Linked DNA regions of Homo sapiens: regions 1 and 2 are each linked to region 3. The links are chromatin contacts, found by Hi-C or POLR2A ChIA-PET in ENCODE. All regions are on one chromosome and are shown on one strand. The core of a region is the stretch at or near the end of the contact, and the rest is flanking DNA. Distances in the headings are between cores, read along the strand shown.

What was found. A loop is a pair of places that touch in the nucleus more often than their neighbours do. ChIA-PET counts read pairs that join two places held with the same protein, here RNA polymerase II (POLR2A). Pooled maps may share reads with other maps.
Region 1: a map of CD4-positive, alpha-beta T cell shows a loop between it and region 3 (7-fold over the local background). The contact joins the promoter of CLN6 here to the promoter of AAGAB in region 3. A Hi-C loop is called at or near these places in 1 of 168 maps with a recorded cell type or tissue (CD4-positive, alpha-beta T cell), 2 of 37 single-sample maps with no recorded cell type and 5 of 50 pooled maps. POLR2A ChIA-PET finds 5 or more read pairs at or near these places in 1 of 52 experiments (activated CD4-positive, alpha-beta T cell).
Region 2: a loop to region 3 is called in a map of CD4-positive, alpha-beta T cell, with 4 times the contacts of the local background. The contact joins the promoter of PIAS1 here to the promoter of AAGAB in region 3. A Hi-C loop is called at or near these places in 3 of 168 maps with a recorded cell type or tissue (CD4-positive, alpha-beta T cell, CD4-positive, alpha-beta memory T cell and naive thymus-derived CD4-positive, alpha-beta T cell), 2 of 37 single-sample maps with no recorded cell type and 12 of 50 pooled maps.

The regions. Positions count from the first base shown.
Region 1 is chr15:68,227,360-68,231,152 of GRCh38, forward strand. CLN6 (CLN6 transmembrane ER protein) reads right to left here and starts at 2,369. Exons shown (of 7, transcript NM_017882.3): 1 at 2,143-2,369. The coding sequence starts at 2,225. RefSeq lists enhancers at 1,654-1,723, 1,754-1,833, 3,064-3,113 and silencers at 1,874-2,463, 2,233-2,412.
Region 2 is chr15:68,051,307-68,055,564 of GRCh38, forward strand. It overlaps PIAS1 (protein inhibitor of activated STAT 1), which reads left to right and starts at 3,009. Exons shown (of 14, transcript NM_016166.3): 1 at 3,009-3,044. The coding sequence starts at 3,021. RefSeq lists a silencer at 2,808-3,307.
Region 3 is chr15:67,252,689-67,256,708 of GRCh38, forward strand. It overlaps AAGAB (alpha and gamma adaptin binding protein), which reads right to left and starts at 1,973. Exons shown (of 10, transcript NM_024666.5): 1 at 1,871-1,973. The coding sequence starts at 1,943. IQCH (IQ motif containing H) reads left to right here and starts at 2,098. Exons shown (of 21, transcript NM_001031715.3): 1 at 2,098-2,259. The coding sequence starts at 2,209. RefSeq lists an enhancer at 1,714-2,033.

The DNA.
Region 1 (3,793 bases), core at 1,119-3,618, 980 kb after region 3:
AATACAAAAACTGGCAACAAAGCAGGTGGACGTTGGAATGGGTTACCTTAAGAGGTAGTGAGCAAAGCACGGATGCAGCAGAGGAAATCCAAGCATCCTAGGAACTGGACAGGATGATTCTGCCTACTCTCTTGAGCAGCAATGATACTGGGAATGGGCTGAAGCCACATTGTGGGGGGCAGAGACACCCTGGGAGACAGAGAGCTCCCACCCTCACACCACCCCCCTGGGAATACCCTGGCTGGTGGGGAGCTCACACAGGGGAAGAGGGACATGACTCCTTAGCAGCCAAAGTGGAGTCGTAAGAGCAGAGCCCGTAAGTCAGAAACCCTGGGTTTAGGCCCTGGTTCTTGCCAGCAAATGATGTAACCTCTTTGGGCCTCCATTTCCCCATCTGTACATTGGAAGTGACATCTGGCAGCTCATTGTCAAGACTGAGTAAGATGCTAGACATGGGAGCCCCACACAGGAGATAAAGTGGTGACCCTATCTGAGACCCACAGGCTGTTCCCATTGGGCTGTCACAGTTCAGGGCAGTCAGTGACCCCCAACTTGGCAAGGATTCGGAACAGAGACATCCCGCAGGCAGAAGAGGCTGCCTGGAAGAGGGGAGCTGGTAAATGGGTTGGGTCACAGCAGAGATGAAACCACTGGACACGGCGTGGGGCAGACAGCCCGGGGACTCAGCCAGTCAGGCTCCTCAGCCCATCTAAGCCTATTTCCTCATCAGTAAAATAATACTTAACTCACAGGCCGAGGGAGACAGGTGAGCTACAGTATGCGGTCTATGGCCAGTACATTGTTTCTAAGTGAAAACGGACACAGTCCGCAGCTGCTCAGCCCGCATGTCCGCAGCAGCAGAAACGAGCCATCCCTCACCTCAGCCCAAGCGCTCAGACTTCTCCCTTCATCCAGGTCGTACCAAAAACTTCCTAACAAGGACTTTGCGCATGCTAGTGCTCAGAAACTTCTCACGACTCCCCAGTGCCTATGGGATAAAGACTGTGTCCTTAACCTGTCACCTAGGACAGGAACTAGGGTGAGACAAGCAAGGCCTCCAAGGCCCAACATTTGAGGCGGCACTCACGGTCACGGCAGTGCGCCTACCCCTAAGTTTTGCAATCTAGGTCCTCAACTCGAGTCCTAGACTTGCTGCAATTAAAGGCCCTTCACAATCAGTCTGCATCCTCCTGTCACTTTCTTTTACAGCCGGAAAGCTCCAGCACCACTAAACTCCTTGCCCTTCCCCACTGTTTCCCTGGATGGAACAGCCTGTCTTCCCTGGGTCCCCTACCAAGTCCTCTGAGACTCAGCTCAAGTGCCACTTCCTCCATGAAGCCCTCCAAGATGACCGCTCACTCCCACTTGGGCTCTGTCTCTCCTGATCCCTACAGGACCGTAAGCCTCTCCCACCTTCACCCTGCCTACCCCCTTACTGCCTGGCACAGCGCTGGGCATACCACAGGCGCTTAAAGAATGCCTGCTGAATGCAGTGAATGTTTCTGGTCAGTAAAACGGGACGAAGGTAGAATGGAGCTCTGCTCGCCCAACGAGATAAACCAAAAACTGAGAAGGGCTCCTCATTCATTCTCTGGACGGCAGCTTCCGCCCTTCCCCGCTGTCTCTTCCATTACATTCGCACATTCTTGGGTGCCCCAGGTCAAGCAGACAGCCTCCTGATAAATGACAGAATCAAGTCCTACTCAGGGCTGGAGGGACCCCGAGAACGCGGAGGTGGCGCCCGGAACTTGCGGATAAGTTGGGGGTCCGAGTGACGAGGTGTGTGTACCCACCGCCCTGGGGAGCTCTCCCAGCGCAGCGGCTGTCCCGGCGCCAGCCCGGGTCGCTGGAACGCGGGAAGGGAGGAAAACCCCAAACTTCGGGCGGGCGCTCCTCCCACCCGAGCAACGGCGAAGCGGGGAGGCCGAGCCCCGCTGGGCCCCAGGCTCCCCAGACAGAGAAGGAAACGCGGGGGCACCGCCGCCACGGTAGCGCGCCTCCAAGCCCCCCGCGCTCCGCTCCGCCCCGGCCAGCGCCGCACACGAGGTTCCCGCCCGGCAGCCCTAGGAGCGTCACGTGGCGGGTCCCGAGGCCCCAGCGCACAGGCGCCTAGCCCGCCCTCTCACCCCGGCGCGCGCCCACCTGGCCTGCAGGAAGGAGGCGCCCAGCTGCGCGCCTGGGCCGCCCGTCGCTCCCAGGTGCTGCCGCCTCCGCGTCGCCTCCATGGCTGCCCCGCAGGCCCCTCGGCCCTGCCTTTCCGAGGAAGAGACCGGTTCAGCTCGGCTGCCCCGGCGGAGGCCGCCGCAAATTCCCAGCGCGGGGCGGTTCGGGGCGGGCCGGCGAGAGCGCGCGGCCCTCGGGAGGAACAGGCGGGGCTGCGGACCCGGGGCGGGGCGGAGCGGAGCGGAGCGGAGCGGAGGGAGGCGGGGCGGAGGGAGACGGGGCGGGCTCCGCTAGGGGAGGGCCGGGCGCTGCGAGTGTGGCGTCCTCGCGGGGCGGGGGCTGCTGGCCTGTCCGGGCTGCGCGCGTGACCACCAGCGGGCTGGGATGTGTTAGGGTCCCTTGCCTGCCTGGGTACGGGAATCTCTGTCTAGGGTGACTGAGGCCTGGGTGTTGGGCTGGGGCGGGGTAGCGACCTGGAGATAGACTAAGCTGATTTAAATGCTCCCCGGGGCAGAGGGTTCTGTGGGATTTCCCTTGTTCTTACGGGTGGAGGAGAGGAGGCAGGACTGGAGACCTGCACGTGTAGCACCCGCGTGGTGCAGCACGTGGGTTGCAGATGTTCTAGTGAGGGGCTGGCGGTGACAGTGGGAAGGAGCGAGTTGGTGACATCTAGAGTCGTGTGAGAGGTATGGTGACTGGGACTCTGGATGTGGGGGGTGAGGGGAGAAGAGTTCAGGCAGTGGCCGGATTCTGCCCCTGGGTGGATAGTGGAGGCACCCCCCGGGAAGTGGGCTAGAGCAGATTTCGTGTAAATAAAGATTCATCTTTGAACGCATTAAGCTTGAGGTGGGTCAGGAAGGCTGTTGGACCGGTGGTCTGAAGCTGAGGCGAGACCTGGGAACCCAGTGGACAGGCTCGTGAGTCACCGGAGCATACAAGACAGACAGAACCTAAGGGGACAGCATCCTCAAGTGAAAAACAGAACCAAAGGTCAAACCTGAGAACAGCCTGCAGGGCAGATTGCCAGGACTTCATTAGTGGTACCACTTTGAACTAGCTGTGATGCGGGCAAATGGCTCAACCCCTCACAGCTTCAGTTTACTCATCTGTAACAAGAAGATGCCTATTGCATCTACTACATTGGAGTTGTGATGACTATATGAAACTCTTAGCAGAGAGCCCAGCACTGGTGGACTAAGTTATTTACAATAGCCCGTCTCGAGACCTGAGGTTTCCCTCCACAGAAAGGTTACCTTCCACACCACTGTCAATGTCACAAACTCTCTCCTCCCCACGGTCACTGTCAGCAGCCCAGGCCGCTAACTAGAACAACTGCAACCAACTCCCATTCTCCCCACCACCCCCGTGCTACACCAGGCGCACACGACATGTGCAGGTCTCCAGTCCTGTCTCCTCTCACCCAGCCCTCAAGCCGCTGCAGAAGGGATGTGCCTCTTGGAAGGGATGTGCCTCAGATGCAAATGCAATGTGCCATTCCCCTGCCCAGTATCCTTGGTCTGCTTCCCAGACCATGAGGGGTCTGAGCTATGCCTATTTCCATTCTATTTTCTTTCCTGTCTTTCTTCTTGGGAGATGTTTATTGGATTTATTTCTTTCCCCTTTGGTCAGA
Region 2 (4,258 bases), core at 1,759-4,258, 800 kb after region 3:
CTTATGCCCACCTCTTCCACTTGGCAGGATAATGCTGTAGTTAAAATTTCACAATTAGTAGTTTTTGTGGGTAAGTTGATAAAGGGTCAAACCCAAACATTTACAGGACCCAAGAGAGCTTTTATTCCACCTAGTGGGTAACTTTAGCAACATCCCTAATGCAACTGTTTGTTCAAATTTTACTAGTGGCCTCTTTTGTAGAGTTAGCACTCTTTGCTTTAATTTAACCCATTTCTGAGATGCTAGATGATAGAATTGCTGCGTACTAACCAAACGGGGAAATCTGTGCTGTTGCTGTCACTTCTTGTTGTACATAAATAATCTGGTATTGTAGAGACTCAGTTTCAAAAAGTTAGCAGGCTACTTGGTGAAAACAGGTAGATTTCTCATCTGGCTCATTCTTTGATCTATTTGATTTTAGTTGGTTTGGTTTATGGCAACCCTAGCTAAGAAGCATACTCCGAACTCTTGGCATTGTCCTCCTGATAGTCACAATTCTCAATTATGTTCTCTCAAAAAGTTTTACATATTTGCATACAGCCAATTGTTGAATGTCATATGGTCTCTCTTCAGCTGCAATGACAGAAATACAAAATCATGAGGACACTGTAATCTATAAATGATGTGTTGAGACTGGAAACACAGAATGATGTTAAATGAGGGTAGTGCTAATGCCCTCAGTCTTAGTCACAATTTCACCTAGGTTGTTAAATAAAAATCATGGGATGCCATTGTTTTCAACCAAATTCCTGCATCAGGCCTCCAGATCAGACTAAAAATCAAAATGGTGTCACCCATGTTCACCAAAACAAAACTGAGTTATCTGGTTTTCCAAAAAATGGTAAGAGAGATAGCCAATTTTCCAAACAGAAGTTTCAATCTTTAACAGGCATGATAATGAAATTTCCTGTTTTAATCCTTAAAATAGAATACCTGAAGTAACCCAATGTTAACCAATCAGTTTTCTTTCTACTGTTCTGTCTCCACGTCTCCACCTTAAAGAAAAGTGACTTTGATATAACCAATCTGCTTTTTGTTGTTTCTGCCTTCTTCAGTCTATTTTCTGTCTCTAAAGTTAACATCCTCTGCTTGATTCATTGCAACATTTATTCTATTTTGTGGAATGAAGTTTTGTCCAATTCTAGGAGTGCAATAATGCCAATGAGATCTTGAATCTCAATTTGTTTTACTTTTGTTTCTTGACAATGGAGAGGTTTAGGCTAGAGAGCATTTTCAAAGTCATGAGCATATAGACTTCAAGTCAACCAGTTAGATGAGATCACCTGGTGATAAAATAGAGAAGAATGCAAGGACCGAGCCCTGGAGCAGTCCAACATTTAAAGATTGAGCCAAAGAGGAGAAACCAGCATATCAAAAAGGAGGCCCAGTGAGGGAACAGGACTATCTGTGACGTGTAGGTAAGTTCAGGGGGAAAAGTGTTTCAAATCAAAGGAACCATGTCAATTATTCGCGATTCTACAGAGAGGTCAATTGAGATATGGATAGAGAATTGGCAATTGCCTTTGGAAACAAGATCATTAGTAATCTTGATAAGTGATACAGATGATGGAAGCCAAAGCTCGATCAGGGTAGACTGAGAAGTGAATGTGAAGTGAGAGGTAGGAACAAGCACTATTGGAGAGATCTTGAAAAACCTTTCTAAGAATTTATGAAGATAGCAGAAAAATAGGGCAGTTCCTAGAGGCGATTTTGGAGTCAAAGGAAGTTTATTTTAGATGGGAGAAATTTCAATATATTTATATGCTGATAGGAGCAATTCAATTGAGAGGGAAAAAACTAACGATGCTGGAGGGTAGGTAATTGTAAGAGTAAAATCCTTAGGAATGTGCGTGAAAAAAATCCGGTCACTGGTAAAGGGACTGGCCTTCCTAGGCGCAGGGACACTTCATTCATAGCAACCCAAATGTTACTATGCAGATAAGGGTGGTTTTGATGGTGAGAAGATAAGGGAGTTTATTTCTGATATCTTTCATTTTTTCCATGAGTTATGAGGCAAAGTTGATTAGTAAAAGTGGGGGTTGGGGAGGAGGTATATAGAAGGCTTTCAGTAGAGACGAAAAGGAATGAAATAATCCTTCCATCAAGTCTACTTAAATGTCAATTTAGTGGATAAAACCCTCCCAGAATTAAGTACATCTCCCAAACCCTTTCTCTCTCTCAATGACCTTTTGCTCCTTTCTGGTACTCACTAACATTTGCAATTGTATCTTTGTTCGTTCACTTCTCTGATTCCCCATTAGAGAACTACAGAAGGGCACGGACTTTGATTTCAAAATGTATATTTAGCCGTTAGCACAAGGCAAGCAGATGGTCACTAAATAAATACTTTTTTAAACAAAAATGTTAATGAACACCTTCAAAATTTTGTCTTACGCCACCTCGTTAAAATACTTGTTTGTGCAAGTCACTTTTCCTCTCTGAGCTTTCATTTCTGAATCTATACCATGGGAATTATCTCTTCCTTGCCTACCTCCCCTCGTTATCAAGAGGATCTGAGCCAATAATGATAGAAATGCTTCATTAAGGGCCCCTTAAATGTAATGGATTTCTATTTTTAGCCCACTGGTAGCCTCGCAGGTAGCAGGTGCTGAAAAAGCCTTGCTTATTGGGGGTTGGGGGACAGCATTGTTTCTGTGACCGTAGGCGTCGAAGCTATGCAGAAGCGTTCCGCGGACCGCAGAGAGATGGGGCTCAGGCCAGCATCCCTCTCGCTCCGGCCCTTCCCGGGAGGAGCTGGCCGAGCTAGGATGGGGGGCAGGGAGACCGAGGGGGCAGTAACTGTCAAACCTCGCCGCTTGGCGCCATTATTTAAATGGAACGTGCCTGTCTCGCAGCTGTACGTGCCCGGGGCGGGGCTTCGAGCGCCCTGAGCGGGGCGGAGGCTAGAGGCGGGCTGGGAAGGTGGAGGGGCGGGCCGGGGCGGGGCCAGGCCGGCTAGAGGGGCGGGTCTAGCGGCGGCCCCCGGCGAAGTTCACTGCGCTTGCGCTGACAGACGCAAGATGGCGGACAGTGCGGAACTAAAGGTAAAGCGCAGCTCGAATTCACTTCTAATATTCGGCCGCGGAGACGGCGCCGCTGCTGCCAGGGGGGATGGGTCCGACCCTGGGGGGCCTCTCGGGCCTGACTCCACCCGGGCCTGGAGTTGTAGGGAGAGAGGCGCGCCCGGTCTCAGCAGAGGGGGCCCGCCTGCGGCGGGCCGCGGGCCCCGGGTGCCTCGGGGGCGCTGACGGGTCGTCCCCGGCGTGTTATTGTTGTGGGCGCCTCTGGCGGGGGTGGCGGGGGAAGAGATAGGGAGTCCGGAGGTAGGGGCTGCAGCTGTCTCATGGGCTCGGCTTTTTCACCTTCCAGTTAGCCTCCCTGCCCCCCATGGGGAGCTGGGGCTGGGGGCAGGGTGCTCTCGTAGGGGGGATTGGGAAAGCTCCCCGTGGCCGCTTCCTCTTCCTCCTTTGCAGTCCCGGGCTCCTGTCAGGCGCTCTTCTCAGACCCCCGGGAACTTGGCTTCGGCCGCCCCGCCCCTCCGTGGATCCCAGTAGCCCCCGCCCCGGACTCGGCTTTCCCCGGCTGCTCGCTTGTCAGGAAGCGCCTGGGGTGCCCCGCTTGTGGGAAGCGCGATCCCGGGGCGATAGGGTGGGGATCTGGGGGAGAAGCTCTGGTAAAGTTTAGCGAGCCCCGGGCCGGCGTTGGGGTTCGGCTGAGAGGTAGTGAGCGGGACGTTACTCTTTCTCTCTGATTCCGGGCAGCCGAGGGGAGAAACCCCCTCGAAGAGTGTGTCTTTGGAAGCAGTGTTGGGAGGGGGGGATGCAGCTACCTCTCTCCCTTCTTTTGCCTTAGCTGGTGTGGAGGGTGAGAGGAGCCTTTGGGGGTCTCTGCACACACCATGATGGCGATGCTGTAGCTGATGGAGGTGAATGGTTCGTGTTTATATCCCCCCATTGCCTTTTGTTTGTAGGGACATCTTGCTGGCCATGTTGATTTGAACGAAATTCTCCCCTCATGCTACTCCAACCCCCGATAAATAGAACGTTCCTCTTAACAGTACCAATTACTCACGCCTCACGAAATTAGATGAAAGGGTGCCCCCTTTTCCCCGCTTTTCTCCCACCCCAATCTTTACCTGATGATGGCTTCTTTACCGTAGCAGATATACCACTACACAAGCAGTTGGGGGAGGGGGTGGTGGAACCCTTATGACTGGATTGTGACAAATGGGGCTCCGCTTGAATAATTTTGGTTTAGT
Region 3 (4,020 bases), core at 723-3,222:
GGGAGAAAATAGGAAGGAGCACTGCTTAAAGGTAAGAAAATGGCCTAATTAGACCAGTTAGTAACCACTTAGTTAAATGCTATAATTAAGCTTTTACCCTAGCAAGGAACTTTCTAAGTGATCACAAATGATAACTAAGTCATATAATATCTGCACTGAAGGGACATCTTACCTAATTCTGTCATTTGACAGGTGTAGCAAAGAAATTATAATTATACAATGCTTTACAGTTTACAAAGTGTGTTCAAAATGTCACATCATCTGTCCTTCAAATACTCCTGAAATAGGCTCATATGCCCCATTTTAAGGATCAGGAAATTGAGGGTTACAGAGATAGTAATGTGCCTTAATAATAATGTCTATGATTTATCAAATGTTTACTATGTGCCAGACTCGGGGATAAGCACAATCTTGCGAAAATTATCCCTATTTTATAGATAGAAGGTGAAGGGGCCGGGCGCGGTGGTGACTCACACCTGTAATCCCAGCACTTTGGGTGGCAAAGGCAGGCAGATCACTTGAGCCCGGGAGTTCCAGACCAGCCTGGGCAACATGGCCAAACCCCGTATGACGGGGGGGGGGGGGGGCAATTAGCCGGGCGTGGTGGCACACACCTGTAGTCCCAGATACTTGGGAGGCTGAGGTAGGGGGATGGCTTGAGCCCAGGAGGCAGAGGTTGCAGTGAGCCGAGATAACGCCACTGCACTACAGCCTGGGCAGCAGAGTGAGACCCTATCTCAAAACAAAAATAAAAAAAAGGAGAGAAAAGAGAAAGTGAAGGGTAGCCAGGCACAGTGGCTCACGCCTGTAATCTCAGCACTTAGGGCGGCCAAGACAGGAGGATCACTTGAAACCACGAGTTGGAGACCAGCCTGAGCAACATAGCAAGACTCTGGCTCTACAAAAAATAAAAAAATTAGCCAGGGTTCGTGGTGTGAGCCTGCAGTCCCAGTTGCTCGGGAGACTGAGGCAGGAGGATCGCTTGAGCCCAGGAGTTCGAGGCTGAAGTGAGCTATGATCGCATCACTGCACTCCAGCCCGGGCGACAGAGCAAGTTCCCGTCTCTTTAAAAAAAAAAAAAGAAAAGAAGGAAGGAATGTAGGTAGGTTAGGTGACTTGCTCGAGATCATACAGCTAAGTCACTGCTCTGATTCTAAGCCATACACTTAAAACAGAAGTCTTGAGTTACCTATAATTCAACTTCACAGAGCCCTTTAGTAGAGTTGGCTTATTATCCAGTCCCATGTTCTCTCTTTTAAGAGTTAGTAAGTCTGACAGCCATTATGAGGGTCTACAAGCAAAAGCACTAGCCCAATCATACCCAAAAACTCATGTTGGCGGAGAGCCCATGCCTCAGATGAAAGGCGTGAATAACTAGAGTGGAGCGGACAAAGCTAACAAGTCTTATAATGTACACATTAAGAAGCAGAATAAACTTCAGAGTAAATACGCAGAATAAACTTCAGAATTCAGAGTAAACACTCTCTCCCGGAGCAGCAAGGATAACAACATCACGATATCAACAATTCCAGCACCTTACACTCCTGTAACCTAGCGCAATTTCCGGAGAGCCTTCAGGTTCATCTCAACGGATCCTCGCAAAAACCTGTGGCCTGGGCTGAGCAGAGCGGGAAATCAGTCTCACTTTACACAGGAAGCCGAAAGGAACGCCGAAGAAGGCCGAGTGGGCAGAAAAGCACGAGATTAAGAGATAGGGGCAGCCACCTGGGGAGACTGGGCGCCTCCACTGACTGGAGGAAGAACGCAGGGCCCGCTGCGGGGACAAGGCCCAGAGAGGCCGTGGTGCTGGGTCCGTCGCCCGCTGAGGCTCAGGGGCCTTGGAGGTCGGCCCAGGCGCCTATCTACTCACGTTGGACCAGCTGGTCTCCTGAGAAGACGGAGGAGCAGCTGGTGACTAACGCACAGGGTACGCCAGCAGCCATAGCTGCGCTCGCGAGCCGGTTCCGTCAGGCAGCCGCTTCCGCCTTGGGCTGCACCACGGCCGCCGGCGCGAGGGGGAGACAGGCCGGAGAGGGCGTTCTCGGAATGACCAGGCTGGCCTGACCCCGCCCCTAGACCCCCTTCCGCTCCCAGCGTGGAACAGGCCAGGTCGCGCGCGGTGTTGCCATGGGGACGAGCGGCTCCGGCTGAAGGTTTCCGTGCTTGGAAACCGCGCCTCCGCGGAGGTAGCCGTTCCCTGACCTAGCCATGGCACAGAACACTGAAAACCACGACCCTGTCGGATCCATCTTAATCCAGGTGGGAAACGGGCTTCCCCCGGCCCTGCCCTGCCCAGCCGCGCCACTTCCGAGCGAGGTCCCGCGCGCCGATTCACCGACGCTCACCCATTTGGTGCGCCGCCCCTAGACTCCCTCCAACTCGCGAGAGGCTCCCAAAAATGCCCACCCAGACCTTCCCCCACGGCCCAGCACACTCCCGGTGACTTACCCTGTAGGTTACGCCCCAGAAGCAGGACTTTCTGCCTCTGGGAAAACTCTAAAACCGTTCACCCGGAACCTTTACTTCAGAAAAATTAACCTCACGCTGAGGCATCATTTTTAAATGTTATATTCTGAAAAATTTGAACCCATGACGTCGGGAGTGGAGGAGAGACAAATCGGACACTCTAGGAGGTGATAAGAAATTTGGAGACAAATTGAAATATGTGAATTGCTTTTCTTAAACACCCCAGTTTTTTAGATCTAAATGTTCCTCATTGGAGAACACACAGAAAAATCAAGATAACTTGGAATGAAAAAATGTGACATTTAAAAACTTAGTGAAAGACCTTTTTAATTTGAGAGGGGAAATGTCAAGAAAGTCTTGTCCAATACAGCTCAATTTGTAATAGTTGCACTCAGATGTTTCTGAAATGATCATGGCATTTTGTTTTCACATTTATGTGAGGTAACTTTAAGATATTTCCACATATATCATCGGTTTTAACTATCACATATATAATAGCTGCATTTGACTAAGTCTTGAAGTCATTTGTCTAAGGTCACTCTGTCAGGACTGTCACTCAGTTGGTCTGAAGTGGGTCTTACTCGTCAAAGGGATCTAATTTTTCTGGCAGAATTTTGATCTCTTACCTCCCATCTAGGAGAGACTTCCCTAAATGTACCTTTTCCCAAATACAAGCCCCTGAACTCACCAATTTCATAGACTTCCCCATTAAGAATCATACCTAATCTTACCTGATCTTTTCTCACCCTCACTTTCACCATCACGCAGCAATGAGTTTAGCCAAACTGCGAAGTCTGAGGGAACGGTCCACAAAAAACTGCCCTAACTTCAACACTCACTACCTGCAAGTTCAGGGGTCCCCAGAACCACCTCACTTCAGACCAGCTGGGTACAAACTTAGGGGCCCCATCACCACCCTCACATTCAATGATTCACTAGAACTATTCGCAGAGCTCAGGGAAGTGCTGTGCTCACATCTCCAATTTTATTATAGTGAAGGCATACAAATTAATCAGCCAAGGAAAGAGATGAATAGGACAGAGTCCAGGAGGGGTACAAACATAGAGCTTTTGGTCATCTTATCCCTGTGGAGTCATTGACGTCATTACCTGCATTACTTCCTCCCAGCCATGATATGTGACAATATGCATAGAATATTGCAACTAGAGAAGCTTATCTGAGGCTTTGATGTCCAGAGTTTTTACTGGGGCTCAATCTCACACTGCCCTTGTGGTTGACCATTAATCTCCAGCCCCTCCTGAATACTTTTAGTTTCCCGCTGCTCCAGAGGTCTGAGCTGATACAGCGTGGATCAAAACACCCATTATAAATCATGTTGATAGACTGTCTGGTGGCCAAAGCCCACAGACAAAGACACTTCTATCAGGCAGGACATCCCAGGCGCCTAGAGATCACCTCCCAGTAGCCAGGAGCGAAGACTGGACCCCTCTTTGGGTAAGGTTAATTCTTTGCTGCACATACCCACTCTTTTTATAGATTCCAAATAATTAGAACAATAATGGAGACTCTTACCTAGGATACAACATTATAGTA